Linked DNA regions of Homo sapiens: all the other regions are linked to region 2. The links are chromatin contacts, found by Hi-C or POLR2A ChIA-PET in ENCODE. All regions are on one chromosome and are shown on one strand. The core of a region is the stretch at or near the end of the contact, and the rest is flanking DNA. Distances in the headings are between cores, read along the strand shown. Region 1 has its middle 14 kb from the start of RPL3. Region 2 holds the start of TNRC6B (trinucleotide repeat containing adaptor 6B). Region 3 holds the start of ST13 (ST13 Hsp70 interacting protein).

Region 1 (3,865 bases), core at 81-2,580, 850 kb before region 2:
ACTTGGGAGGCTGAAGCAGGAGAATTGCTTGAACCCGGGAGACAGAGGTTGCAGCGAGCCAAGATTGCATCATTGCACTGCAGACTGGGGGACAGAGCCAGATTCCATCTCAAAAACAAAAGAAAAAAAAAAGAAAACCACATTCATCACCATCAGAGCTCGTGGGTATCCAGGTGTATTGTCAACGAGCAGTAATATTTTGAAAGAAAAACAGATGTGCTGTCATCCAGGCTTTGGTGTTCCGCTTACAGAGCACAGGCAGAGTAGACGTAGCATAATTCTTAAGGGCCTTCAGATTTTCAGAATTATCAATGAGCAGTTGGCTTCAACTTAAACTCACCAGCTATACCAACTCCTGACAAGAGAGTTAGCCTGTCATTTGAAACTTTGAAGCCAGGAATTGATTTCTCCTCTCTAGCTATGAAAGACTTCCTGGCATTTTCTTTTGATATAAAGCTGTTTCATCTACATTGAAACTCTACTGTTTAATGTAGCCACCTTCATCAACGATCTTAACTAGAACTGGATAACTTGCTGTGGCTTCTCCATGAGCACCTGCTGCTTCACCTTGCACTTTTATGTTATGGAGACAGTTTCTTTCCTTAAACTTCATGAACCAACTTCTGCTAGCTTCTGCTTTTCTTCTGCAGCTTCCTCATCTCTCTCAGCCTTCATAGAATTAAAGAGAGCTAGGGTCTAGGGCCTTGCGCTGGGTTAGTCTTTGTCTTTTTTTTTTTTTTGAGACAGAGTCTCGCTCTGTCACCCAGGCTGGAGTGCAATGACTCGCTACAACCTCTGCCTCCCGGGTTCAAGCAATTCTCCTGCCTCAGCCTCCCGAGTAGCTGGGATTACAGGCACCTACCACTACACCTGGCTAATTTTTTGTATTTTTAGTAGAGATGGGGTTTTGCCATGTTGGCCAGGCTGGTCTCAAACTCCTGACCTCAGGTGATCCTCCCGTCTCGGCCTCCCAAAGTGCTGGGATTAGAGGTGTGAGCCACCACGCCTGGCCTAGTCTTTGGTTTAAGAGAATGTTGTGGCTGGTTTGATCTTCTATCCAGACCCAACTTTCTCCATATCAGCAATAAGCCTGTTTCACTTTCTTATCATTCATGTACTCATTAGAGTGGCACTTTTAATTTCCTTTGAAAGCTTTTCCTTTGCATTCACAACTTGGCTAACTGCATAGTGGAAGAGGCCTAGTTTTCAGCGTATCTCAGTTTTTGACATGCCTTCCTCATTAAGCCTAATCATTTCCAGCTTTTGATTTAAAGCAAGAGACATGTGACACTTCCTTTCACTTGAACACTGAGAGGCCATTGTAGGGTTATTAACTGGCCTAAATCCAGCCTGTCTCGGCTGTTGGCATGCCTTCCTCACTAAGCTTAATCATTGCTAGTTTTTGATTGAAACTGAGAGACAGGACTCTTCCTTTCACTTGAACACTTAGAGGCCATTGAGCAGTTATCAGCTGGCCTAATTTCAGTACTGTTGTATCTCAAAAAATAGGGCTGCCCTAGAGAGGGAAAGAGACAGAGAAATGGTGAGTCAATAGAAGAGTCAGAACACACACATTTATCAATTAAATTCACCATCTCGGGCCGGGGGCAGTGGCTCACGCCTGTAATCCCAGGACTTTGGGAGGCCGAGGTGGGGGGATCACGAGGTGAGGAGATCGAGACCATCCTGGCTAACACGGTGAAACCCCGTCTCTACTAAAAATACAAAAAAATTAGCCGGGCGTGGTGGTGGGCACCTGTAGTCCCAGCTACTCAGGAGGCTGAGGCAGGAGAATGGCATGAACCCGGGGGGCAGAGCTTGCAGTGAGCCGAGATCGTGCCACTGCACTCCAGCCTGGGTGACAGAGTGAGACTCTGTCTCAAAAAAAAAAAAAAAAAGATGGCCTGAGACTCCTTCCACGTATTTACCTTTTAGAATTCTGATGGGCCATGTTTCTTTTTCTTCCTTTTTTTTTTTTTGAGACAGAGTCTTGTTCCATCTCCCAAGTTGTAGTACAGTGGCATGATCTCAGCTCACTGAAACCTCTGCCTCTCCCCAGTTCAAGAGATTCTCCAGCCTCAGCCTCCTGAATAGCTGGGATTACAGGCGCACGCCACCACACCCAGCTAATTTTTGTAATTTTTTAGTAGAGAAGGGGTTTCGCCATGTTGGCCAGGCTGGTCTTGAACTCCTGACCTCAGGTGATCTGCCTTCCTCGACCTCCCAAAGTGATGAGATTACAGGCGTGAGCCGCTGCACCCAGCCCCATGTTTCTAATCCACCCAGAACCTCCTGCTATGTTGTTGCTATCATCTGAATGTTTGTGTTCCCCAAAATTCATATATTGAAACCTAATCACCAGTGTGATGGTGTTGTGGTAAACTGAGGAACGGAGAGACTGATATGAGAGTACAGGAGGATTTTTTTTTTTTTTTTTTGAGATGGAGTCTCGCTCTGTCACTAGGCTGGAGTGCAGTGGCGCGATCTTGGCTCACTGCAACCTCTGCCTCCCGGGTTCAAGCAATTCTCCTGCCTCAGCCTCCCGAGTAGCTGGGACTACAGGCGAGCGCCACCACACCCGGCTAATTTTTTGTATTTTTAGTAGAGACGGGGTTTCACCGTGTTAGCCAGGATGGTCTTGATCTGAGTACAGGAGGATTGTTTATTTCAGGTACGCACCAGCTCAGTGGACTCACATCCAAAAAGCTGAGCCTAGAACAAAGACAGAGCGGGGTTTTTATAAGCTGGCTTACAAAAGTAAAACAAAAGCAGCTAATCATATGATAGGTCACATAATCTATAGCATAGCATAATTTATGGTCTTACATAGCCGGTGGCTTTGTAGCTGCATTGAAAGAAAAACAAGAACTGGCTAAATACAGACATTTGTAAAACATAATCATGCTTAAGAAACCAGGGAAAGGAGTAACAGTAAAATAATTTGTCTTTCTCTCTTTTTTTTCCTTCAACTTTGCTCTGGAGGGGAGGTGTCTGGAGCCCACTCCTTTGGCCTTGACTTCTCAAACAGTGTTATCATATAACTGTCCTTGAAGTGAGCTTGCTGTACTTTCCTTTGCTAGACAGAGGAAAACTTGTTATTTTCCTTTTAACCCTTGCCTTGCCTGTTACTTTTCTTAGAGTGAATGAATGCATATTTATTTTTAAATTTCTGCCTCAGTGGTATTGTTATGGGAAAGGGGTCCAGATCCAGGCCCCAAGAGAGGGTTCTTGGATCTTGCGCAAGAAAGAATTCAGGGTGAGTCCATAGAGTAAGGTGAAAGCAAGTTTATTAAGAAAGTAGAGGAATGGGCCGGGTGCAGAGGCTGACGCCTGTAATCCCAGCACTTTGGGAGGCCGAGGTGGGCGGATCACGAGGTCAGGAGATCGAGACCATCCCGGCTAACACAGTGAAACCCCATCTCTACTAAAAATATGAAAAATTAGCCAGGAGTGGTGGCGGGCGCCTGTAGTCCCAGCTACTCAGGAGGCTGAGGCAGGAGAATGGCCAGAACCCGGGAGGCAGAGCTTGCAGTGAGCCGAGATCACACCACTGCACTCCAGCCTGGGCGACCAAGCGAGACTCCTTCTCAAAAAAAAAAAAAGAAAGAAAGAAAGTAGAGGAATAACAGAATAGCTACACCATAGACAGAGTAGGGCTGCTGATTGCCCATTTTTATGGTTATTTCTTAATTATATGCTAAACAAGGGGTAGATTATTCATGCCTCCCCTTTTTAAATTTTTTTTTATTTTTTACTTTTTATTTATTTATTTAAGATGGAGTTTTGCTCTTTCACCCAGGCTGGAGTGAAATGGCACAATCTCGGCTCACTGCAACCTCCACCCTCCGGGTTCAAGCGATTCTCC
Region 2 (4,178 bases), core at 843-3,342:
TTGGCCTTTGCCTGCCATGAAACAGCTCCTTTCCTGTCGTCATATCTGAGTGGAAAGAGCAAAGGCGGGAGACTGTATAAAGACCCAGAAGCCAGGATGACAACAAGTGTTGTGGGATTTTACAAGCATTCGTAGGTTCCTTTTCAAGGAAAGCCGGGTTTCTAGAATCCATCAGTTGTCTGCTGGCTGGCATGGCAGCCTAGTTTATGGGAGAAGCACACTAGGGAATCCTCCCTTTTCTGGCTTATAGAGATAGGTGGAGTCGATAGTCACAGGGCATTCTCATGCACTTTTTTTTTTTTTTTTTTTGAGATGGAGTTTCACTCTTGCTGCCCAGTCTGGAGTGCAATGGCGCGATCTCGGCTCACCACAACCTCCGCCTCCCGGGTTCAAGCGATTCTCCTGCTAAGCTCAGCCTCCCTAGTAGCTGGGATTACAGGCATGTGCCACCACGCTGGCTAATTTTGTATTTTTAGTAGAGACGGGGTTTCTCCATGCTGGTCAGGCTGGTCTCGAACTCCCGACCTCAGGTGATCTGCCTGCCTCGGCCTCCCAAAGTGCTGGGATTACAGGTATGAGCCACCGCACCCGGCCTCATGCGCTTTTTACCATTTTAGTTACTTTCTTTCCTGAAGCCGTCCTTAAAACATAGATGAATGCGAGTTTCTGGGAACTATGTGACCCTCATTCCCCTACATTTTTTATATTCAGGTGGCAGATTTCCTCCTACTCAGCCCAGCCCTTCTGAATAGGGTCCAAGTCATTGATTTATTCATTTATTTACCTCCTATGTGGTGTTTGGTGTGGAGCCTCACAGAGCAGTGAAGACGTGGTGTTTTTCCTTATACAGTTTACAGTCTCCTGGGGAAGACTAATGTTAAGCACATTCTTTCATAAATTGCAATTATGACCATTGCTCTGAAGAAGTAGTAAAGGATATTATGGGAGTGTTAACAGGAGGGCCTGGTCTGGACTGCGAGGGTCAAGAAGCCTTCCCAGGGTGGAGGCGAACTTTTGAGATGGCCAGGAAAAGATGAACAGAACTACTCAAAGAAGCCAAGTGCAGAGTTTCAGAGGTGAAAGAAACCAAAGATACCATCTAGGGAAGCCCAATCTCCGCCGGCTACCAATGAGAAAACGGAGGCCAGGCAGGGTGGGAGGATGGGTAAGGGACTTACTTACTTGCTGTTAGCAGTGAAGTTACACGGCCTGTGAGCCGCGGGGGCTGGAGATGCAAACCGAGCTTGGGTTTCTTAAGTGGGTAGGAGTGGAGATGTATATGCGAAGGAGAAGGGATTAGGAGTGGTGGAAACCAGGTAGGTTTTAATTTAGTGCCTAGGCTCCCTCAGCTGCAGAGCTACCTCCTGCGGTGGGGGAGGGGATTAAAGATGACTCAGACCTGCCCTAGCCCAGAGAAACTCCGTTTGCAGTGCTGAAGCATAGTTTTTATTTGGGTTTGGGGGAGGAGGTACTGAACACACATACAGGCAAAACAATAAGTGTAGAGTTCAGAATTGGGAAACCAGTCCCTCTTCTGCAGCTGTTCAGCTGTGTGATTTGGGATAAGTCACTTAACCTTTCTGAATTGCAGTTCAGTTTATACTTTTGTGCGTTTCTTTCAGTCTTTTTCTATACATTTTAGGAGTTTCTTAGAGATCAGTCGTGCCCTGTATTTCACCTCATTCTTTCAAAGCTAAAGCCTCTTGTTTGGTAGAGCTGTGTTTCAGCCCCTTTTACAGAGCAGTTTGCCAGCCTGTGCTTGCCCAAACATCTAGAGAATAACTAGCAAGCGAGCCAGGAGAAGATCCAGGAGCTGTAAGAATCGTTAGCAACTGAGCATATTTCTATAAACCAATAAAGGTTTTTCTGTTTTGTTCATCTGTTACCCTTATGCTGTTGCCACTTTCACATGCAGTGTCTGTAGGCGGAGAGTATGAGATAACAGCATTTCACAAATGAAAGTGAGTGGAAAAGGGCTGCTTCCCCTTTAAGGCAGTCTCAGCTCCAGCTCCCTCCCCTTTCCTGATTGACAAACCTACCCGAAGTCACATGATCTGCCTCTATTTGAAGGTCACAAAAAGCTGCTTCCTTTAGAGACAGAGAGGGAGAGAGAGAGCAAGAGGGAGAGTGTGTGAGAGAGAGTTAGTTCAAGCCAAAATGGCCGACAGAGTCTCTGCTGGTTTCTGAATATTTAAAATACAAAAAAACAGATAGACAAAAAGAATTCATTTTTTGGACCTTTTTTCATTTCCATTTCTACCTTGTATGCCTCAATTTGCTGGATTTAAGCACTGCTGCACTTTATGAGGTTGGTAAATATTTTCAATTTTTTTTAACCAATTGATTTATATGGATCTTGTCTAACCGTTTTCACTGGTGGTGTTGCAAATCGACATTTGTCTAGCATGGAGACTGGCTTCAGACATTTCGTGGATCTGTGTAAATCAGACCCGTGATGTACTTTGGTTCGGCATTTTAGAAATGGAAAAGACGTGGTAAAATATTTAGATTTTGAAGTGATTTAATTGCACTTTTAATGTATATGCAGATTTTCATCATCGTTTCTATCTTGCAATAAATGAAGCTGCGAGTAATTGGAAATTTGCTATTTAGAAAGAGGTTTTTAAAAAACACAGACCTCCCCCTCCCCCCTTAAATCTGCTGCAAAAATTTGCATAAATATAAATGGGTTTGCATTCTTTCGGCTGCTAAGGCCGACAAAGGATCTGGGAGGGCAAGCCCTAGAACGGGAAAGCCTTTTTCTATCTTTTTATTTTTTAAACTGGGCCCTCCTTCCTAGAGAGATGTAAAACCTAAAGTAAGACCTAATACATTTTAAACATCAGGTTGGGGGCGGGTGAACACCAGGAGGTTTGGGGTTTGTAGATTCCCCTGCTTGAAAACCTCCCAAGCAATATGTGGCTCACCCCTCTCCTTTCTGCGCGCGCTCATTTGCACTGGGTCTCTGTGTGTGTTCTCAAATGTGCAGCCAGATGCGCTTTTATTTTGATCCTGGATTCAACCAAAGGGTAGGACTATGTTGTAAACATGGTGTTTTAAAGATATGAACAGCTATTCACCGCGATTAGAAATTATTTCTTTATCAGTTCTCCCTGTGTATTAGCCTTCTTCATTCCTCACGAAATAAAATTTTTGTTTAATTTTACACAGATGCAAAACTGAGTTTTTCAGCATAAATTCATCGTGTGAGTGTGTGGTTGCCTGTTTCGGCCATGTATCCACTGCGAAGTGGTCATTTAGGGTCACATGTATAAGTAGCAGTCTATGTGATTGTTAGTAACCCCTGAAGCTGTGCAGTGCCTGAAGTTAAATTCCATTACTCCTAATGCAGGATTCTGGAAGCCTGAGAGCAGGGAGGAAAGAAAGCTGAAAACTTGCTTTCTCAGAGCCTCCTCCCCCTATCATTGTGAGAGTGTGATGTAATGCTTCTCGGTCTGGTGGGCTGAAAGGATTGTAGTTTGTGATGTGGCGGGTAAATTGCCCCCACCCCTGGGTAAATTACTCCACCCCCCTGAGCACATCCCTGGCTCTGAGAGGCCTTGTTTTCTTTTCTCTTTTTTTCCTAATTTGTATCCTCCTGATTTATGCTGTGGCATATTGGCATGAGAAAGAGACTGTTCTTCTAAATCTGTTACAAAGTATAGTTTAGAAAAGGCATTTAAAATATGCAAATGGGTTGAATTGTCATATCCCCATCATTAAATATGTAGACGTGGATTAAAGCTAATTAAGCATAAATGGAATAATTTTGATCAGAAGGGAGCAGTGTTTTTTGTTGTTTCCTTTTTAATTAATCTAATTATGAGATGCTTACTGGGCCTGAAAGTGTTAAAAAAGATAAAGTGGAAAAAATGCTGGACCATTTTGAAAATTTGACAGTCTGGAAGAGGGTGTGTGGTGCTTTCAAAAGCTTTATTCACTCTTAAAATGGATTGGCCTCTTGTGCTGAAAATGGCCTGTTTCTTTGGGCCAATTGTGTGTAGATGAAGGGACTTTCACGCTAATTTAACAAAAAGACTTTCCATTTGAATACATAAGATAATTAAAGCCCTCTGTCTCTAACAAGCAAGGATTTTATTATTTTAAAAAATTAATGTTGTTATGTTAGTAATGGTAATAAATACAGAAGTGACTGTTTAGATTCACTGTAAATTTTT
Region 3 (4,117 bases), core at 423-2,922, 680 kb after region 2:
TCTCAGAATTTCACATATAAGTAAGTCTTCCAGTAGTTAGACAATTGGTGGGGAGCTAAAAATTGAAAAACTTCTTAGAGGAAAAAAATACAACATACAACGCTGACAGATTGTAACGAGTTTTTTCCTTAGAACCAGATTGTTGTTAAGAAATATTCTTTGAGCTATTTGGTAATCATGAGCTCATCTTCCCACACAAAAATATCACGCTGGGTGAAGTGGCTCACGCCTGTAATACCACCACTTTGGGAGGCGGGGGAGTCCCTTGAGGCCAGGAGTTCAAGACAAGCCTGGGCAACTTAATGGGACCCCCATCTCTACAAAAAAATTAAATTAGCCAAGTATGGTGGCTCGATCCCGCACTGCTAGCCACCTGGGAGACTGATGCAGGAGGATCGCTTGTGCCCAGGAATTGGAGGCTGCAGTGATCCCGCCACTGTATGCGGCCTGGACAATACAGCCAAACCCTGTCTCTAAAAGACAAAAGTCACTAAACACATAACGTTCACAGCAGCACCTCTTAGGAGTCGCAATGGTCTGCATAGTTGCTATTTATCCCTGTTTAGTGCAATTTGTATGTCATCTTTTCAGTTCCCCATTAGTAATAATTTTTTAAAAAGTCATCTTAGGGAAGACTTCCCTGTCACTTTTTCTCTTCGGTGCTCCTTCAACACATAAAATGCTAATTACTATTATATAGTAAATATCAAAACGAACTTTTCTATTTATTCGTCTAAATAGACAGTACTTATACTGTTTCCTAGCACCAGGCACAATGCCTTGTCAATTAACTCCTTGCACGTAGCGAAGTACTCTACAGTTAAAGACAACAAGATTATATCCTGGAAACATGCCAGGCCTTAAGAAATTATTTTTCTCAGACGTGTTTGGAGTGATAACACTGCCAAGTAACGGAGGTATAATAAGTGATTCTCAAGATAATTAATCCTACGCAGCTACAAACGCTGTAAGGTAAAAACAATCATTTTTACAGTTATCATTTTTATTCTTACTAGTTTTGTAACTTTTAACTTACTAGTGTTATATTATTATAACACGACGTAAAGGAATAGTGCGTAAAGGAACTGCTATGTACCAATGAGACCTGAGCAGGGCACACAAGACTGAAAGAAAAACAACCCCACGCAAAATCTAAGTCTTGCAGTTTTCACTCCTCGCGTCTCCAGTGTCCACGCATCCGCAGTCCTGTTTTTGTATTTCGCCCAAGATACACCCCTGGGCAACCTCAGGGTGCGAGGAACCCAGCTCTGCCTCCTGCTCCCCGCGGCTCCTGTACTACCCAAGGCTCGCGATCTTCCATGACCCCTCGAAGTTGCCTCCCTTTCCCGGGCAAAGAAGGGGCAGCGACCCCGCCTCGCCCGCCGGACCGAGCCAGGTCCAGCCTGGCTCCCCCCTGGGGCCGTGCTTCCCCCGCCCCCAACGGTCCTCAGGCCTGGGTCTCACCTCTCCACCCACTCCCTCAGGAAGCGCATTTCCTCGGTGTGCAGAACGCTCGGATCCTGCTTACACATTTTCACAAAGGCCCGAAGCTCGTTCACTTTGCGGGGGTCCATGGTAGGGAGGTGGTGGGCGAAACTGGGGGGGCTACGGCCCGGTTCCAGGCCCAGGCGCTGGCTCGGCGTGACCGCGCAGAAGGGGGCGGCTGCCGCAAGACAGAACAGACTAGAACCTCCCCGGCCGCTGGCTCCTCCCACCCAACGGTCTCGTGACCTCGGGTCCTCCGCCTGCTCATTCCTACTCCCTCTGCGCTGCTCCTGCGCGCTCCCTAGAATCTTCTAGAAGCGTGGCTGTTCGTGCTGTTGCCTGCCTCCCTGCGCATACATTCTCATATTCTTAACTAGGAACCAGCTCCCTGGATGGGGCAACCCCAGAAATGGGCGACTTCAAGGAGGCGGGAGATAACATCCCCTCCAGGGGGCGACGTCCAAGAGCATATTGTGTGGCTGCGTGCACTGAGTAGAGCTCAACGCCCGGGACCTAAAAAAAAAAAAAAAAAAGGGCGTGGAGCCGGAGGGTCGGTCCCAGCTCGGGGCATGACGTCACAACCTGCGCCGCCGCGCAAGGAAGGCCCGCGAGCCGCCTCCGCCGGAAGGGGAGGTGCGGCTGGCCCGGTTTCCTGGCGACGCGGCCCTGCAGGCGGTTGCGTTCCCCGTCGTTACCCTCTTTCTCTTCCCGACGCGTGAGTTAGGCCGTAATGCCTTGGCTGCTCTCAGCCCCCAAGCTGGTTCCCGCTGTAGCAAACGTCCGCGGCCTCTCAGGTTAGACTCTTCTCCCACGGTCTCCTCCCATGGTGTCCCCTGGAGGGACCCAAGTTGGTCTCAGGCGATCCCTGGTTCGGCTGACCCTTCTCCTGGTGGGGCCTCCGCTCCCCAACCCTCTGTGCTCCGCGGATTTCTTCTATACCGGCTGCTCCTGGAAAGGGGTGGGCCCAGTGTGTTCTCTACCGTTGAGGTATTTTGTGAAGCCGAAATGACTGCAGAGAGAAAAGTGTGCCATCCCCCAGAGGGGCTGTCTTCCAAGTTACTCGGACTCCGAAGTTGTGGCAATTATCACACTTAAGTGACAAAGTGTCTCACATCAAGTAGCTCTTGTTTCTGTTAGGCGTGAGAGCTTGCTCCAGAATATACACGAAGCATGTTTAGTAACAAATTCTTTCAGCAGCTCCTCTTAGGAGAGGTAACTGTTTCGAAATACTTCTGGGGCGTTCTGTGTCTGAAAGTCCTGTTTGCAAAGACAAGACGAAGGATAAGGAGAATAATTTTTTGTAGGGTGTCCTCTATTGCGAGCAATTAATCTGATGAACATAAAGCTTAATCAGTGAAAACTGAATCACCTTCCTTGCAGGCGGATCTGCCATTGGATCGTATTTCAGTTTTTTGGGTCAATATATGAACAATGTGTGAACCAGAACGTATGGTATTTGACATCAAAGCTATGTCTTGGCATATGTTTATGTTGATATACTTGAATTCATTTAAAATGGAATGTTAATTACATCGACTTCTTACTATAAAAAATAAAAAGTTATTGTCCAGTGCACAGAACTTGTTCTTCAGTTCTCATAGTAAAGCTGCAGAAAGACAACTCTCCGTGGGATTAGGTGAAAAGAAAGATGTGCAATTTTTCAGTCTTTTTTTGAGACAGGCTCTCATTCTGTTGCTCAGACTGGAGTGCAGTGGCAATCTCTGCTCATTTGCAACCTCTGCCTCCTGAGTTCAAGCAATTCTCGTGCCTCAGCCTCCCGAGGTAGCTGGGATTATAGGCGTGTGCCACCACGCCTGGCTAATTTTTGTAATTGTAGTAGAAACCAGGTTTTGCCACGTTGGCCAAGCTGATCTCGAACTCCTGGCCTCAAGCGATCCACCCTCCTCTCTGAGCCACCGCCCCAGGCCTGGAATTTGCTTTTATTTGAAAGGCTCTCCCCAGCCTGACTAAAGGAGCCATACTACCAGAAGGAACACTTGCAAAGGCACAGAACTCTAAAACGGAGTGGCCAGCACTAAGCGTTGCAATCGTTTAGTATGGCTGGAGAAGCTTTTTTTTTTTTTTTTTTTTTTTTGAGACAGAGTCTTGCTCTTGTCGCCCAGGCTGGAGTGCAGTGGCGCGATCTCTTGCCTTACTGCAACCTCCACCTCCCGAGTTCAAGCGATTCTCCTGTCTCAGCCTCCCGAGTAGCTGGGATTACAGGCGCCCGCCACCACGCCTGGCTAATTTATGTGTTTTTAGTAGAGATGGGGTTTCACCATCTTGGCCAGGCTGGTTTTGAACCCCTGACCTCGTGATCCACCCGCCTCGGCCTCCCAAAGTGCTGGGATTACAGGCGTGAGCCACCGCGCCCGGCTTAGGAAAAGATTTTTTGAAAGATGTTCTCAAACAAAATAGTAGGCATTACACGAAAATGATTCTGTGATCAAATACTTTTGGGGAATGCTGCCTTTCATAATGTACATAATAGTTTAATTCTTTTTTTGGAGATGGGGTCTTGCCATGTTGCCCAAAGTAAACTTGAACTCTCACCTCAGCTTCTCAAAGTGTTGCGATTATAAGTGTGAGCCACTGCACCCAGCCCTTAATAGTCTAGGTTTCTGAGAGATGT

The links. A loop is a pair of places that touch in the nucleus more often than their neighbours do. ChIA-PET counts read pairs that join two places held with the same protein, here RNA polymerase II (POLR2A). Pooled maps may share reads with other maps.
Region 1: POLR2A ChIA-PET joins it to region 2 with 11 read pairs in PC-9. The contact joins the enhancer-like site here to the promoter of TNRC6B in region 2. POLR2A ChIA-PET finds 5 or more read pairs at or near these places in 2 of 52 experiments (MCF 10A and PC-9).
Region 3: a loop to region 2 is called in a pooled map, with 22 times the contacts of the local background. The contact joins the promoter of ST13 here to the promoter of TNRC6B in region 2. A Hi-C loop is called at or near these places in 1 of 37 single-sample maps with no recorded cell type and 11 of 50 pooled maps. POLR2A ChIA-PET finds 5 or more read pairs at or near these places in 1 of 52 experiments (GM12878).

Annotation. Positions count from the first base shown.
Region 1 is chr22:39,331,506-39,335,370 of GRCh38, forward strand. No RefSeq gene overlaps it. Among named protein-coding and RNA genes, the nearest start is that of RPL3, 14 kb to the left of the region's middle. Within about 2 kb of position 1,331, at least 6 of the 41 ENCODE cell types and tissues checked have a DNase peak (open chromatin) inside an H3K27ac peak, as active enhancers do.
Region 2 is chr22:40,175,833-40,180,010 of GRCh38, forward strand. It overlaps TNRC6B (trinucleotide repeat containing adaptor 6B), which reads left to right and starts at 2,093. Exons shown (of 23, transcript NM_001162501.2): 1 at 2,093-2,308. The coding sequence starts at 2,304. RefSeq lists an enhancer at 1,932-1,981.
Region 3 is chr22:40,854,967-40,859,083 of GRCh38, forward strand. It overlaps ST13 (ST13 Hsp70 interacting protein), which reads right to left and starts at 1,673. Exons shown (of 12, transcript NM_003932.5): 1 at 1,465-1,673. The coding sequence starts at 1,574. It overlaps XPNPEP3 (X-prolyl aminopeptidase 3), which reads left to right and starts at 2,182. Exons shown (of 10, transcript NM_022098.4): 1 at 2,182-2,279. The coding sequence starts at 2,216. RefSeq lists enhancers at 1,401-2,170, 1,798-2,017, 2,028-2,487.